2 separate regions of the Homo sapiens genome follow, and region 2 is linked to region 1. A link is a loop called in an ENCODE intact Hi-C map of the cell type or tissue named here. Cell type or tissue: transverse colon. All regions are shown on one strand. Each heading gives the region's core, and the rest is flanking DNA. Links, peaks and the distances in the headings are about the cores only. Region 1 has its middle 42 kb from the start of LONRF2. Region 2 holds the start of CHST10 (carbohydrate sulfotransferase 10).

Region 1 (8,336 bases), core at 1-8,000:
TCTTTTTTCTTGACTATACCCAGGTGTTAAGCTTCAGTAATTGCCAGTTGATTTCTTTATTGTTTTCAACAAAGCCTGGGGCATATATTGCTTCACAGGCTAATCCAATCAACCTGGGGGTCTTTTGGAAGGATAGTTCCCTCTGCATATGTTTGAGATTTTTTTTTTCTGACTCCAGAAAGTTTCTTCTAAGCTGTCTCTTTGTGTTTTTTTGTTTGTTTTTTGTTTTTTCTGGAAAATAGCTAGCTTGCAGTTTAGCCTATATCTCCAATGAATCTATTAATCTCCTCCCAACTGCCTGTCACTACACCTTGCACTGTTTGAGCTTCTCCACATTCTTGCAACTGCAGCCAGTTGCTTTTTTATTGGATTTGGAACTCTGTTGTACAGCTTGCTTATCTCCCTGGGCAAAATCTATGAGCCACTGTTCTTGTCCTGGGGGTAGGGACAATGGCAAGCTTCTGAGTGACATCCCTGCTTTAAGAGCTGAGCACTCACTGGATGGAGGGAAGCAGCACCGGGTCTCCTCAGCTTGCCACACAAGCCAGGGCAAAGGCAATTGTTACCCCAGGATTCTCAGTATCCTTCTGCACAGGGAGAGCCTTCATCCCATGAGTGTGAGCTGGCCAAAGGAAGGGAGCCAACCTCTCTCTGTTGCACTAACCTGGAGCTTGGCCACAGCAACAAATATCTGGGGGAAGGATGAGAAATCTCATGCCCTGCCCCTCCTGGAAAGATAGCCCTCTGACTAGCAGTTTGCATGGGAGAGAGGAAAAAAGAGTCCCTGAGTTCTTGGCTGTACTAGTCTGGAGTTGAGTTTCCATCTAGCTGAGCTGGGAGCAGGAAGACAGTGCAGGTCTTGTTTTAAATACCACAGACTCTTGCAGTTCTTACTGAGTTTTAGTAAATTTTTTAAAATTTGAACTGTAAAAAAATTTTTAAAAATTTATTGTGTATCTCTAGAAATATTTTCATAAAACTTTAAATGATTGTGTATTTTGTGCATGTGTGTTATTGTTTTGTTTTCTAATTTAAATACACAAACGTAAAAATCAAGTGTGTTTCTTTAGGTTTACTTGATAGAGATTTCTGTATATTGTATATTTCAGAGGATTATATAACTGTACATGAAAACATAGAACTTCACAGGTTTTGTTACTTGAAGTAGAAGAAACGTTCACAGGAAGTTTAAAACAAACAAACAAAACAAATCCTGTGACCTTCAGAGCCCTAAACAATTATTGAAAGGCAAACTAGGGAACAATGGCTGGTATCGCTTAACTAGGCCCACATTTTAGCAACATTCAGGCCCCTCCCATAATCCTAATCTTGTGGTCTTTCATAGGTCTTACAAAAGTGACTTCAGTCCTGAGCAAGGAGGGGGATAGCAAGGAAGGGACTGTTACCATCTTTGTTTTAAAGCTAACAAAGGCAGTTAGCTTGTGAGGTTTAGAAACAAGATGTTATCAGTTAGGTTAGATTTCTAATTTTTGCAAAGGCAGTTTCAGTTCAGTGTTCTAAGATTCACCCATTTTTTTTGAATTAATGTGTCCTGAATTGTTGCAACCCTTTGGTTAATTTGCAGAGCTCTAAAAACATTGATTCTGACAATTCTTTTTGCCAGTTTTTTTTAATTGCTTTTATGAAGGAGATAATTTTCAAAGGTCCTTACTGTGATATTTTCTGTGATATCACCCTTTTATTGTTTAATGACTGCAGAATTGTAGTAATAGACCTTATTTCATTCCTTATATTGATGATTTGTATCTTCTATATTTTTATTGTTATCAGTCTTGCTAAAGTTTTATTAATATTAATTTTTTTCAAAGCTTTTTGTTTCATTGATTTTCTCTATTAGTGTCTTATTTTCAATTTTATTTTTCTCTCATCTTTATTTTTGTCTTTTTTCTTTGGAATATTTTTGCTCTTCTTCTACTTGATCAGATATTAATATAGCCTACTTTTTAAAAAACTTTTTTTTTTTGAGATGGAGTCTGACTCTGTCACCCAGGCTGGAGTACACTGGCGCAACCTCAGCTCCCTGCAACCTCCGCCTCCCTGCAACCTCTGCCTTCCAGGTTCAAGAGACTCTCCTGCCTCAGCCTCCCAAATAGCTGGGGTTACAGGTGTCCACCATGATGCCTGGCTAATTTTTGTGTTTTTAGTAGAGACAGGGTTTCACCATGTTGGTCAGGCTGGTCTCAATCTCCTGAGCTCAGGCGATCCACTTGTCTCAGCCTCCCAAAGTGCTGGGATTACAGGTGTGAGCCACCATGCCTGGCCTTAGATGTTGGCTGGGCGTGGTGGTGGGCGCCTGAAGTCCCAGCTACTTGGAAGGCTGAGGCAGGAGAATGGCATGAACCCGAGAGGCGGAGCTTGCAGTGAGCAGAGATCACTACAGCCAGGGTGACAGAGCGAGACTCCGTCTCAAAAAATAAATAAATAAATAAATAAATAAATAAATAAATGCACTTTAATAATTTTAACTTAATGTCAGGAATGAAATAGATATCACAATAAATTTAAATTTTTAACAATTTTAGCTATTAGACTTTTAATTTTAAAATTCATGTTTGCATGGTATATCTTTCTGTATCATTTTTTTTATGTATTTATTTTTTTGAGATGGAATCTCGCTCTGTTGCCCAGGCTGGAGTGCAGTGGCATGGTCTCAGCTCACTGCAACTTCCACCTCCGGGTTTGAAGTGATTCTTCTGCCTCAGCCAACCTGCCTAATGTCACTGAATTTTAAACAGCAGATAATTAGTTTTTTTTAATACATATTTGGTTAGTTTCTGTGTTGTAGGAAGTCAGGGACCCCGAATGGAGGGACCGGTTTACCAGGACCCATGTCTGCCAGTAACCATAAAGTTGACTGTTTGGTCTCTTTTGCAACCCAAGAAGCTCAGGAGTTCCATAATCTCACTCATGTCAATGCTGCTGGATTAAAAGATAAATTTGCTCTTACCTGGAAACAGGCTAAGTTTATTGTTCACAGCTGCCTTCAGTGTCAAGTCTTTGTACTTCTAAACCAGGAACCTGGCGTTAATCCCAGAGGCCTAATTCCTAATGCTTTATGGCAAATGGTTGTGACTCATGTGAGCTCCTTTGGCAGACTGTCATATGTGCATGTTTCTGTAGACACCTTCTCAGGTTTTAACTGGGCTACTTGCCAAACAGGGGAAGGCACGGCCCATGTTACAAAACATCTGTATTCTTGCTTTGCAGTTATGGGGCTTTCATATCAAATTAAGACAGACAACGCCCCTGGATGTGTTAGTAAGGCTTTTGATTTATTTATGCAACAGTGGGGAATTTCCCATATTACTGGAATCCCTTACAATCCTCAGGGACAGGCTGTGGTGGAACGGGCCAATCACACTTTAAAAGCCCAATTGTCCAAATAGTCTGACCAACAAAAACATAATTTAACTACCCCCCACTCCCAATTACATTTGGCATTGTTTACTTTAAATTTTTTAAATGTCCCTAAGAATAATAATCTAACTGCAGCCAAACGCCATTATACAGGCAAAAAATTCTCCCTAAACGAAGGCAAGCCAGTGTTATGGAAAAACTCCCAAAGTAATACTTGGGAACCTGGCACAATTATAACGTGGGGAAGAGGATATGCTTGTATTTCACCAGGAGATCATCAATCCCCTGTCTGGGTACCCACCAGGAGACTCAAGCTTCGGGTGAATACTGACAATGAAAACCACAGGGAAAAGACGTCTGTGTCAGAGACCGCCCTCAGACGTGGTGAGATCTGTGCCGACTCCTCAGAAGCAGGCACACCAAATCACAATGGGTCTGATTCAACCCTCCCTAATGGCAATGGAGACCCATCTAACTAATCCCACTTCTCCTGATTACCTTTCTTTTTCTCCTTACAAACCTAAAAATCTCACTATTTCTATTAGCCTGAAAATAACATCCCTCTGTTCTCTTCCTCCTTCAGCACTGAATCTCGCTTACAGTAGGTTTTATTTAATGATTCTCCTCCTTATACTTTCTGTCTCACCAGTTTCCTCTCACACTGATTTACCTGCTACACATAATTATTCTTATGTGCCTTTTCCTCCACTTATTCGACCTCTTACCTGGATAGATGCTCCTGCAGAAATCTACACTAATAATAGTGTGTGGATGCCTGGAGCTATAGATGACCATTGCCCTGCTCAACCAGGAGAAGAAGGCACTGCATTTAATGTTACCATGGGTTATAAATATCCTCCTCTGTGCCTCGGACATGCACCTGATTGTATCCATCTAGAAACTCAAATCTGGGCTGCTTATCTTCCAGAGAGATCAGCTACAGAGGAACCGGGACATTTGGTCTCTGGCCTCTCCCTTTCTCCTTTAAAACAAATGAAAGGGGGAGTAATTGGAGATACCCCATACTTTCAATATAAACCTGCAGGAAAACCATGCCCTAAAAATTTTGAGGGCCCATCTAAAAGTTTAATTTGGGAAGACTGTGTTATCTCACATGCAGTAATATTAAAAAATGACTCATATGGTTTAGTAATAGACTGGACACCAAAGGCCTATTTAAAAAACAATTGCTCCTCTGGTGGAAGGGAATGCCTGGAGGCTACTTATTTTATTTCTTATTGGGAGAATGAGAATCATCATTCTACTTTGCATAGGAGGTTCAGCTCATTCTTTCCCTTAAAATGGGAAGATAAAGGCATTACCCCCCGACTGAGGCCTCGTATGATACTCCCCATTCTGAGCCCAGAACACCCAGAACTTTGAAAATTGGCTATTGCCATGTCTGGACTGTGAGTATGGGTAGGGGAAACTATTCTGTCTGTTGTCTCCACTACCGTCCCCCTCTCTCAGTATCAGCGTAGATCCAGACATTCTGCTTTACTTACCTCCAACCTGACTGTTCCCATACAGAGTTGTGTTAAGCCTCCTTACATGCTGTTAGCAAGAAATATCAAAATTTTGATGAACAATCAAACTATCCAATGCATTAATTGTCATTTATACACTTGTATTAACTCCCATTTTGACTCCAGAAAAAGTGTAATGTTGGTTCGAGCTCGAGAAGGAATCTGGATTCCAGTAACTTTGCCCAGAGCTTGGGAATCCTCCCCCTCAATACATTTAATTAATGAAGTGTTACAGCAAATTCTAAAAAGATCTAAGAGATTTGTTTTCACTTTAATCTCTGTGATCATGGGCCTAATTACAGTCACTGCAATGGCCACCACTGCCGGAATGGCGTTACATCACTCTATTCAAATGGCTCATTTTGTTAATGATTGGCAAGCCAATTCCACCTAAATGTGGAATTCTCAACAAGGCATTGATCAAAAATTGGCTAATCAAATTAATGATTTAAGACAGTCTGTTATTTGGCTTGGAGATAGGGTGGTGAGTCTCGAACATCGCGTGCAAATGCAGTGCGATTGGAATACTTCGGATTTCTGTATCACCCCGTATTCCTATAATGAGACTGATCCTTCATGGGAAATGGTCAAAGGACACCTTCTGGGTAGGGAAGATAATTTATCATTGGACATAACTGAATTAAAGAAACAAATTTTTGCAGCCTCTCAAGCTCACTTATCCATTGTGCCTGGAGCTGAGGCATTAGATCAGGCAGCAGAAAATCTTTCTGGACTAAACCCCACAACTTGGATTAAGTCTATTGGGGGCTCCACTGTAGTAAATTTTGGAATTATGTTTCTCTGTTTAATTGGCTTGTTTTTAGTGTGCCAGACCAGTCAAAGAATCTTGCATCAAAATCGAGAGAACGAACAAGCCTTCATCGCCATGGCACATTTATATAAAAAGAAAGGGAGAGATGTTGCAGGAAGTCAGGGACCCCAAAAGGAGGGGCCAGCTGAAGCCATGGCAGAAGAACATAAATTGTGAAGATTTCATGGACATTTATCACTTCCCCAATCAATACTCTTGTGGTTTCCTATGCCAGTCTTTAATCTCTTAATCCCGTCATCTTCGTAAACTGAGGATGAATGTCGCCTCAGGACCCTGTGATGATTGCGTTAACTGCACAAATTGTTTAAACAATTTGAAATCTGGGCACCTTGAAAAAAGAACAGGATAACAGCGATGTTCAGGGAACAAGGGAGATAACCATTAGGTCTGGCTGCCTGTGGGCTGGGCAAAACAGAGCCATATTTCTCTTCTTTCAAAAGCAAATAGAAGAAATATTGCTGAATTATTTTTCTTAGCAAGGAACATCCCTGAGGAGAATGCGTTCCTAGAGGGAGGTCTCTAAAATGGCTGCTCTGGGAACGCCTGTCTTTTACAGTTGTAGATAAGGGATGAAATAAGCCCCAGTCTCCCGTAGCACTCCCAGGCCTATTAGGACGAGGAAATTCCCGCCTAATAAATTTTGGTCAGACTGGTTGTCTGCTCTCAAACCCTGTCTCCTGATAAAATGTTATCAATGACAATGCATGCCCAAAACTTCATTAGCAATTTTAATTTCACCCCGCTCCTGTGATCTCGCCCTGCCTCCATTTGCCTTGGGATATTTTATTACCTTGTGAAGCAGGTGATCTCTGTGACCCACACCCTATTTGTACACTCCCTCCCCTTTTGAAAATCACTAATAATAACTTGCTGGTTTTGCAGCTTGAGGGGCATCACGGAACCTGCCGATATGTGATGTCTCCCCTGAACACCCAGCTTTAAAATTTCTCTTTTGTACTCTTTCCCTTTATTTCTCAGATTGGCCGACACTTAGGGAAAATAGAAAAGGACCCACGTTGAATATCGGGGGGCTGGTTTCCCCAATATCTCTGTCTTTTGGTTTACTTAGACCATTTACATTTGAGGTAATTATTATTATTATTATTATTATTATTGAGACGGATCTCACTCTGTTGCCCAGGCTGTAGTACGGTGGCATGATCTTGGCTCACTGCAACCTCCACCTCCCAGGTTTAAGCAATTCTCTTGCCTTGGCCTCTGGAGTAGCTGGGACTACAGGCACGTGACACCACACCCAACTAATTTTTTGTATTTTTAGTAGAGATGGGATTTCACCAAGTTGGCCAGGCTGGTCTCGAACTCCTGACCTCAGGTGATCTGCCCACTTTGGCCTCCCAAAGTGTGCTGAGATTACAGGCATGAGCCACCATGCCTGGCCTTCATTTGAGGTAATTATTCATATGTTTGTGCTTATGTCTACCACTTTATTTATTTTTTTCAGTTTCCTATGTTTCTTGCTCAGTTTTCCTTTTCTGGTCTTCCTGTGGATTACTTGAATTTTTTTAAAGAAATTTGTCTTGATTTGTTTATAATGTTTTTGAGTGTTTCTATTTGTATAACTTTTGTATATGTGAAATTTTTCACCATTTACTGTTAGCAACATGTTGTTGATATAGGAGTTAAAAAGAAATTATTGGCTGGGCACAGTGGCTCACCCCTGTAATCCCAGTACTTTGGGAGGCCGAGATGGGTGGATCACGAGGTCAGGAGATCGAGACCATCCTGGCCAACATGGTGAAACCCTGTCTCTACTAAAAATACAAAAATTAGTTGGGTGCGGTGGCACATGCCTGTAATCTTAGCTACTCGGGAGGCTGAGGCAGGAGAATCGCTTGAACCCAGGAGGCCAAGATTGCAGTGAGCCAACATCAGGCCACTGCACTCCAGCCTGGTGACAGAGCGAGATTCCATCTCAAAAAAGAAAAAGAAAAAAAGAAATTATTTAGGCAGGTAGTAAGGGTAAGGAAGTCCTCGGTAAGGTTTTCCTTTTAATGAAAAGCAGCCCCCAAATCATTGCTTTTCTAACAAAGGGCAGTCTGTAAAATTGAGCTGCAGACACAGATAAGCAAGCTGGAAGCTTGCATGGGTGAATATCAGCAGTTGTGCCAATAGGAAAAGGCTACCCGGGGGCCACACATGTTTAACATGGCAACTCCATCGGCCCTTTTCCTTGCTCACAGTAAGGAGCAGACAACATGGCGCCAGCCAAGTAGGAAATGCATTTGCATAATAAGATTAGGGTGGGGTGGCCAGCTTCTTCATGTGCTACATAAACGTCACACCTGGTCCAACCAATCTTTGCCCCCTATGTAAATCAAACACCATCTCCTCAAGCCAGTCTGTATAACCCCATGCACTTCACCACAAAACCAAAGACCTGTAGGGCACCTTTCTCTCTCTGCAGGAGAGACAACTATTCTCTTTTCTCTTTCTTTTGTGTATTAAACCTCCGCTCTTAACCTCACTCCACATGTGTCCATGTCCTTGATTTCCTTGGCGTGAGGCAACGAACTCCAGGTATTACCCCAGATGAACGACACTGCTTCCTTGTTACTGCTGGTCAAATACATAAACCTGTC
Region 2 (8,336 bases), core at 300-8,299, 55 kb before region 1:
TCCTACTGTTACTGGGTGGAGTGTTCTATAGATGTTTATTAGATCTGATTTTTATAGATGAGAAAAATGAGATCCAGATGGGAGTAATGGATTAATTCAATGTCACATACCAAGCTGGCCAGGGGTCACATGAATTCCTGGGGTGAATCATGTGAAACTGCCACTTGAACATCAAAAACTGTTAAAAACCAACAAATTCTTATAGTTCAACATCATAGAACACAAGCCTCCTGACTTTCTGTCCAGTGTTTTCATCACTGAACTGGTATCCTGTATTAGGGCAGGCTGTGCTGTGTAAATCATATGTCCTGAATTATCCTTGGCTTAAAACAATAGGTATCAACTACTTGCTCATCACATTCCATGAGGATAATGCAACTTTCCTCCAGATGGTGATGTAGGGATCACAGCTGCTTTCATCTTGTGCGTCCACCTTCTAGAACACATGGCACATATCAGAGGAAGAAAACTTCAGGATCATAGGTATGTTCTTAAGGGTGAGCCCTAGGGGTGGCTTAGATCACATCTATGCACATCTCACTGGCCAGAACCCAGTCATGCAGCCCAAACAAACTCTGTGGAGTCACCTTACTTACAGCATAATTTTGTATCCTTAGCCAATTCCACTGGGAATGTAGTCTAACTTGACAGTGGGAGGTGTCTGTGATCTCACCTCAAGAATTCAGCACTTTTTAAAATTTTCTTATTTTGGTAAGTGTTAAAATATATTTTCAGGAATTCAAAATGTAGGGCTTGGCAGGGCATGGTGGCTCACTCCTGTAATCTCAGCACTTTGGGAGGCCGAGGCAGGAGGATGGTTGGAGGCCAGGAGTTCAAGGTCAGCCCAGGCAGCATAGCAAAACATCATCTCTAGTGAAAATAAAAATTAAACGTAGGTATTGAAGATGTCTCTTGGGCTTAAAATATGAAATAATTCCTCTTGTCTAATTTTTTCAAATGTGCAGCCCTATTATGTTTTGGATAATTTAGAAGTTCTTAACAAGGCAAAACAGCTCCCCATTAAGACTGTAATAAACACACCAAAGGTTTCCAAGGGCTAGAGTATGGAATCCAGCTTGTTTCATTCAGCCATCTCCTACTTAAAAACAAAAAGTCTTTGAACTGCATTGCCATCTATAAATAGGAAAGGGAAATCAACTTCTGTAGGTTTGTAATCCCTGCCTCCAACTCTACGTCTACTGAAAAGGGCCCTCTGGCTGAACATTTCTCAGTTATGGTACAACACAGAGATGCCTGGCTGCGGTCCCTACAGTTCTACAACTTTACCCTGGACAGAGTCTCATTTCAACTCTGGTAAGCTTCTCATATACCCACCAAGTGAGCCAAATGGAAATTTTCAGTGTGCTCAGAGAAAGGAACCGAGATATGTACTCTCTGCAATTTTCTATTACATTTACTGCCAAGAGTGGCCAAGAAGTCATTTCCAAACCCACTTCTTAAAGGAACCCCAAGAAAGCCTGAGTGACTGGTAGCCACTGTGTATACTGAGAGGAGAGTTCAGGACTAGGAGGGCCAGGATTCTAGGAATTGTCCCCTCCTGTGGCTGACATGGAAACTGCAGGAGCTTCTCTGTAGCACAGCTAGGAGCTGGGGAAGAGGCCGGAGGGAAAACAAAGTCAGATTCTAGCACCTAGCACTAAAGGACCCTGAGTTCATACAGGTTGAACCCAAAATGAAGAATAGGGGAGAAATTTATCAAATTGTCTTAGAATGCTGAGGGGAACTGGCAAATCCCTACCTGTGTAGGAGATGGTTCTCCACATGACCCCATCCCTGTAAGAGATATATTGGTTTTTCTAGATGCATCTGTTCTATTATTCCACTTTCAGGAAGGGCCTTGGTTTGGTTCAAAACAGAAATATTCACTTCATAGTGGGTGGGGTGGGAGTAGCGGGTTGTTAAAGAACCTGGTATATTTTCCTTTTACTATTAAGAATTTGGGTTTCTTTGAGAACAGAAGTTCTCAATCATTTTTTCCTGAGAACCCATTTACACTCTTAAAAATTATCAAGGAACCCAAAGAGCTTTTGTTAATCTGGATGATATCCATCTATACTTATAACATGAGAAATTAAAAACCTTTAGTAATCCATTTTAGAAAATGAATATTCCCATTATATGTTACTTTAAATAGCATACTTTAAGGAAAAACAGCTATGTTTTTCAAAACAAAAATATGGCATTGTTTACCCTTTTGCAAATCTCTTTAATGTCTGGCTTAATAGAAGACAGCTGGAATCATATACTTCTCTTCGCACTCAATCTGTTGCAATATATTGGTCAAAGAATATGAAGAAACTCCTTCCTCACACAGATAAGTAGAAAAAGGAAGAAATATTTAAATCTTTTCAGATAATTTGGGGGTATTTTGAGTTTCCACACCTAAACCCAACAAGTGGTAGCCGTCTAAAGGTTAGTACAATGTGGAATCCAAAACCCTATCAATAAATATTTTATATTTGGTGACATTAAAACTCATCACTTTGGCATGTTTTCCAACACCAACAACCATTTATCTGATTCTCCACACACCAGTTGGCTGTCCTACAATTCAACTTAATCCTGACACTAACTACCTGGAGTTACAGTCAGACTCCACAGGTTCAGGGCTCAGTCTCACAAGACTTCCCTCACTTCAGATGCCAGTTGCAAGAATTGGGTCCCCAGATTATCCCACTTCTTTCCAGCTTGGCTATAAATCAGGGGTTCCATGACTCCCTCCCTCCTGTTTGGTGATCTGATAGAATAGCTCACAGAATTTGGGAAGACAGTTTATGTCCTACTATGTCCAGTTTATGTCCTGTTATAAAGGATACAACTCAGGAACAGTCAGATGGCAGAGATGCATGGGGCAAGGTAAGTGGAAAGGGTGCAGAGCTTCCCTGCTCTCACTGGGCACACCACTCTCCCAGGACCTGAATGTGTTCACCAACCTGGAAACTCTCTGAACTCTGTGGTCTAGAGGTTTCCATGGAGGCTTTATCATGCAGACATGATCCATTATTAACTTAATCTCCAGCCCCTCTCATCTCTCCAGAGGACTGGGTATAGGGCAAAAAATTGGAGGCTTCCATACGAGGCCTGGTTTTTCCAGTGACCAGTCTCCATCTGAAAATATTTAGGGGCCCAGCAAGAGTTGCTTCATTAGAACAAAAGATACTCCTATCACCCAGGAAACTCCAAGGGATTTAAGTGCTTTATGTCAGTGTATTAGTCCATTCTCACACTGCTATGAAAAAATGCCCAAGACTGGGTAATTCATAAAGAAAAGAGGTTTAATTGACTCACAGTTCTACATGGCTGGGGAGGCCTCAGGAAACTTACAATCATTGTGGAAGGCACCTCTTCACAGGGCGGCAGTAGAGAGAATGAGTGCTGAGTGAAGGGGGAAGCCCTTTATAAAACTATCAGATCTTATGAGAACTCACTCACTATCAGGAGAACAGCAGCATGGGGGTAACTGCCCCCAGGATCCAATTACCTCCCACAGGGTCCCTCCCATGACACGTGGGGATGACAGAAACTACAACTGAGATTTAGGTGGGGACACAGCCAAACTGTATCAGTCAGGAACCAGGGTCAAAGGCCAAATACATATTTCTTATTACACTACAACTGGTTGATCACTATACAATATTTTTTTACAACTAGTTGTTAGTACTACTTCTGATCTCATCAGAAAAATCTTTAAATATTGGGAAGCTGTCAAACTTACAGTGATGGATACAGGTTTTGCAAAAGTCTGATTTTTCACTTGAAAGCTTGAATGTTATCACAGACAACAAACACTATCATTTGTTTTTCTTGAAGTGACAGGCCCATGTCATTCATTTTGGAGGAAATGTCTGCCAAATGCCCAAATCTGGGTAACTGCAGTTTGTCTGTCAGTTCTGCTTTCAAGTAAAACTGGCGTTCCATAAAAAAGAGCTGCAGCTTGTGCATTGCAGGCCATTGCACAATGGCACGGCCTTCAGCAACCATCATCCTTGGGATGCAGCAGGATTGTTTCTGTGCATTTCCCACCCTGTCATGAGGGACATGACTGCTTCACGGGGGACATTCTTCAGTGACACTTTGTGTTTGTTTTTACTGCAAGTGCATGGTGGTGAAGGATGCAGTTACTACTGATTTGGTGTTGTCCCACTGCTGGGATTTGTGCTTACTTTTGCACAATCAGAGCAAATGTCTACATTGTAAAGAGGACAAATAATGTCCCAGTTCAACTATGAAAACAGTTTTGTCATTGCAGATCCTCTGAAAGGATCTTGGAGACTCCTAAAGATCCACTTTTTGGAGATCACTCTTTGCGAACTGCTATTTTAGAAACAATCCTCCTGCTACAAAGACTAAATATTTGGCTCACACGTGTAATCCCAGCACTTTGGGAGGCTGAGGCGGGTGGATAACTTGAGGTCAGGAGTTTGAGACCAGCCTGGCTAACATGGTGAAACCCCGTCTCTACTAAAAATACAAAAATTAGCCGGGTGTGGTGGCACGCACCTGTAATTCCAGCTACTTGAGAGACTGAGACAGGAGAATCACTTGAACCCAGGAGGCAGAGGTTGCAGTGAGCTGGGATGGCACCACTGCACTCCAACCTGGGCGACAGAGCGAGATTCCGTCTCAAAAAAAAAAAAAAGACTAAATACTAATATTTTCCTAGACATTCATTTATAGGAAAAAAAGAGGAACTATTTTGAAAAACTCCAACAAAAAAAACCAAAAAACCTCAGTTACCTTAGTTGTCAATGTGTAAGCCTCTAGAACAAACTCCATCTTTTAAAGTTTTGAACAGTATCTTGGGAATGCAGTAATAACAGTGACAATAGTGTGTGTTTGTTGCAGTGTTTACTACTGCGGGATGACTGTGCTTTGTATTTTAAATGCATCCTCTACAATATTCTTTAGTACCACACTTTTTTTTTTTTTTTTGAAGGAGTTTCACTCTTGTTGCCCAGGCTGGAGTGCAGTGGCGAGATCTCGACTCACCGCAACCTCCGCCTCCTGGGTTCAAGCAATTCTCCTGCCTCAGTCTCCCGAGCAGCTGGGATTACAGGCACGTGCCCCCACTCCTGGCTAATTTTTTTTGTAGTTTTATTAGAGACAGGGTTTCTCCATGTTGGTCATGCTGGTCTCGAACTCCCGACCTCAGGTGATCCACCTACCTCCGCCTCTCAAAATGTTGGGATTACAGGCGTGAGCCACCACGCCCGGCCTAGTACCACATTCTGTAGATGAGAAGACTGGGACACAGAGAGATGAGAGTGTGACAAGGTCAACAGTCATATGCAGTGACTAAGGCTCTGAATCCACGTGGTCTGATTCCCAGAGCCTTGATCCTTAAATCCTGCATAATATGCTGCATCACATCCAAGCTTCACATTTACTTACTTCTTTTCTGCCGTGCACGTGTATCGATTCAAATCCTCAAAGGGAAACCCAATGTCTCATCTCAACCACAGGGCCCCAAAAAAGGGCTCAGTAAACGTCTTCTGCATGAGGGACAGAACCTTTAAACCATGATTAGTAATGGGGCTAGAAGTGAAATACTCAAACAGCCAGCTCCCTCAATATTATTAACTCATTAAGGAGGGAACCAATAAAAAAGAAAAAAAACAAAAACAAAAACGCTTGTTCCTTGAAAGCTTTGAAAAATTGTGTGTGTGTGTGTGTGTGTGTGTATACATACACGTATCTATTTTACTTGTTTGCTAAATAGACACAGATATAGTCGGGTAGTTAACAAACATGTAGGTTGTATAAAAATAAAACTAGTTTATCTTCTTTGGGGCAATAAAATCCCAATACCTTTGAGGTTGACTCAGGCCTTATCCATTTCTGCAGGTTAAGAAGTTACAATTCTTCAGGTCTGTAAACTGGTCAGGCCGTTATCATTGTCCTTCGTTAATCCACTGTACCTAGACAACAGTTACATCCCCAACCCGGACAGCCAAGGGGGTTCTTTAAAGAATAGAACGTCCCCCTTTTACTAAGTAGGCTTATTAGAAAATGCTAGAAGTTACCCTTAACGCAAGCAAGTGGCCTTTTTCCAAGTTGGGGATTTAAGAAATTTACTTATCTATTTTTTGTATTTTTCCAAGGTGGTTTTGTGTGTGTGTGTGACTTTGTTGTTGTTTTGGTTTGGTTTTTTGCCTTTTTCCAAGTTTGGGATTTTTTTTCTTTCTCAAAAAGCGAACCTGTTTTCTGGATGGAGGCCCAGCGGGACTTGTTCCGGCCGCAGGTCTCGGTCAGAAAGAACGCTTTTGCAGCGGCAGAAAGGGAGACTCGGGATCCGGGCCTGGGGTCCCGCGGCCGCGCCCCTCCCCACTCCCCGCGACCCGCTGGAACGCGCACGGCCGGGGACGGCGGCGGGGACGCGCGCGGGCAGGCGGCGCGCACGGCCGGATAGGCGCGAGGGGGCCGCGTGAGGCGGTGCCGGCGTTCTGGCCCCCAAAGCCGGTCTAGCGCGCCGGGCGTCTTCCTTACTTCCGCTGCCGCCGCCGCCACATCCCGGGACCCGACGGGCCGCGGCGCGGAGGCCTCGGGGCAAGGTGGGGCGGGCCTCCCGAGCTCCCAGGACCCCGCGCGCTTCGCCCACAGGCCCGGCGAAGCCCGACCCGCGCGGCGCCCCCAGGGCCAGGGGAGGAGCCTAAGGACCCGGACGAGCGCCGCTCCAGTAGGGTGAGCTCGGGGACGCGCAGGCGGGTGGGTTTCAGCGCCTGGGCCCCTCTCCCCGCCGCGGGGCGCACGGAAAAACCGGGGAACCCGCGGGTTTTGTCCTGGCGAGCCACATCCCGGTGTGTTTTGGCGACTTGAAGACCTCCCTAGTTCGCGGGAGTAGCGGGAAGAGCCTTCCTCGCGTTAATTATGCAATAAGAAGGCGTCCTTGTGCGGGATGCTGTGACCCGCGGAATTATTGATATTGTGCGAGCCTACAATTTACTTCTTTCATCCTTGGCTGAGAATTTGCGTTTGTAATTGTAGATGGAGAGAGGAAGAAAGGGTTCAGCTTGGGTCCAAGGAGCATGCAGAGGAAGGCAGGGAAGAAGGAGCATGTGCAGCTTCGGTGCGAGGGGAGTCAGGGGTGGGAATGCACGTTCCCTGCCTGAGGGGCCCCGGGGTGCCCTGAGCCTCTGATCTTCGCTGTCAGGAGGCCTGTCCGAAGTTGGAGGTTGAGGCATGCAGTTCTGCACTTCTGGCTGGGAAGGTGAACCAGGTTTTCCAAAATGTCATTTTTGCTTTCCAAGTCTGCAAGGCAGGAAAGGGTTGGGCAGTGAATGGAAAGTAGTGCAGCCAGGTTCTGGTTAGCTCAGCGGCAGGACTGTCATAACGGTGGGTTTTTGTTGTTGTTGTTGTTGTTGTTGTTTTGTCTGAAAACCAGAGTCTGGGGCTTTGGGCCATGAGGAGTTGGGTTATTGCATTGCTTAGAGTGCCAGAGTGAGAAATGTCTCAGACGCTGTTAAAATTAGGCAGCTCAGTTTAGCTCTGGCTCTCTGATAACCAACCACCTCCTCCTTCACTCTTTTCAGTGACTGGGTTAAAATGAAAAGACACAAAGAGAGAAGTGGTCTTTTCCCTTCCCTCCCCATTATAATTAAGAGCTTAGTCCATCTTGGCTCAGAATTGGAATTCAGAATTCAGAATTGCTCTTGACCCTGAAGAATAGAATCTCAAAGAAATACCTGAGCAGAAAATTCTCTTCTTCGCTGAAATGAAAATTGGAGTGTTTGCAAAACTGAACAAAGAAAGGAAAGAATTTGTAAACATCACAGGCAACTTGCAGTTATATTCGGATCATTTTTCAGTGTTTGAGGAGTTCATACAATAAAAAGGTGAGAGAGAGCCAGGAATAGAAACAGGGGAGAGAGGTGGTTGCAGGACCTTAGAGATTGCAGAAACCCAGGAGTTCATTTTCTTTTCATACACTTCTGGATAACCTGGATGTGAGGACCATCAAATGCCGTACATGATGTTTCTAACAATGATGGACCACATATACAACAGTGGTCCCATAAGACTATACTACCTTATTTTTACTCTACCTTTTCTAATTTTAGATACACAAATACTTACCATTGTATTACAGATGCTTACAGTATTCAGTACAGTAACAGCAGTACAAGTTAGTAGCCCGGGAGCAATAGATGATTCCATATAGCCTAGGTGTGTGGTCAGCTGTACCATATAGCCTAGGTGTGTGGTTAGCTGTACTATCTAGGTTTATGTAAGAACGCTCTGATGTTTGCAGAAGAACATCGCCTAACGATACATTTCTCAGAAGGTATCCCTATTGTTAAGTGATGAATGACTGTATA

Evidence for each region. Hi-C counts contacts between places; a loop is a spot of excess contacts. Peaks named below come from ENCODE experiments on the same cell type or tissue, not always from the same donor. Only the 100,000 strongest peaks of a DNase experiment are listed, where the experiment ranks them.
Region 2: a loop joins it to region 1, with 20 times the contacts of the local background. A loop is called at or near these places in 2 of 110 quality-filtered maps.

What each region holds. Positions count from the first base shown.
Region 1 is chr2:100,360,434-100,368,769 of GRCh38, reverse strand. No RefSeq gene overlaps it. Among named protein-coding and RNA genes, the nearest start is that of LONRF2, 42 kb to the right of the region's middle. In transverse colon, for the core only: no CTCF peak of the experiment used is centred there; no DNase peak of the experiment used is centred there.
Region 2 is chr2:100,415,740-100,424,075 of GRCh38, reverse strand. It overlaps CHST10 (carbohydrate sulfotransferase 10), which reads left to right and starts at 6,408. Exons shown (of 7, transcript NM_004854.5): 1 at 6,408-6,702. RefSeq lists silencers at 6,303-6,752, 6,763-6,912. In transverse colon, for the core only: a CTCF peak has its summit at 1,572; no DNase peak of the experiment used is centred there; H3K4me3 peaks cover 1,946 bases; H3K27ac peaks cover 1,283 bases; H3K27me3 peaks cover 2,670 bases.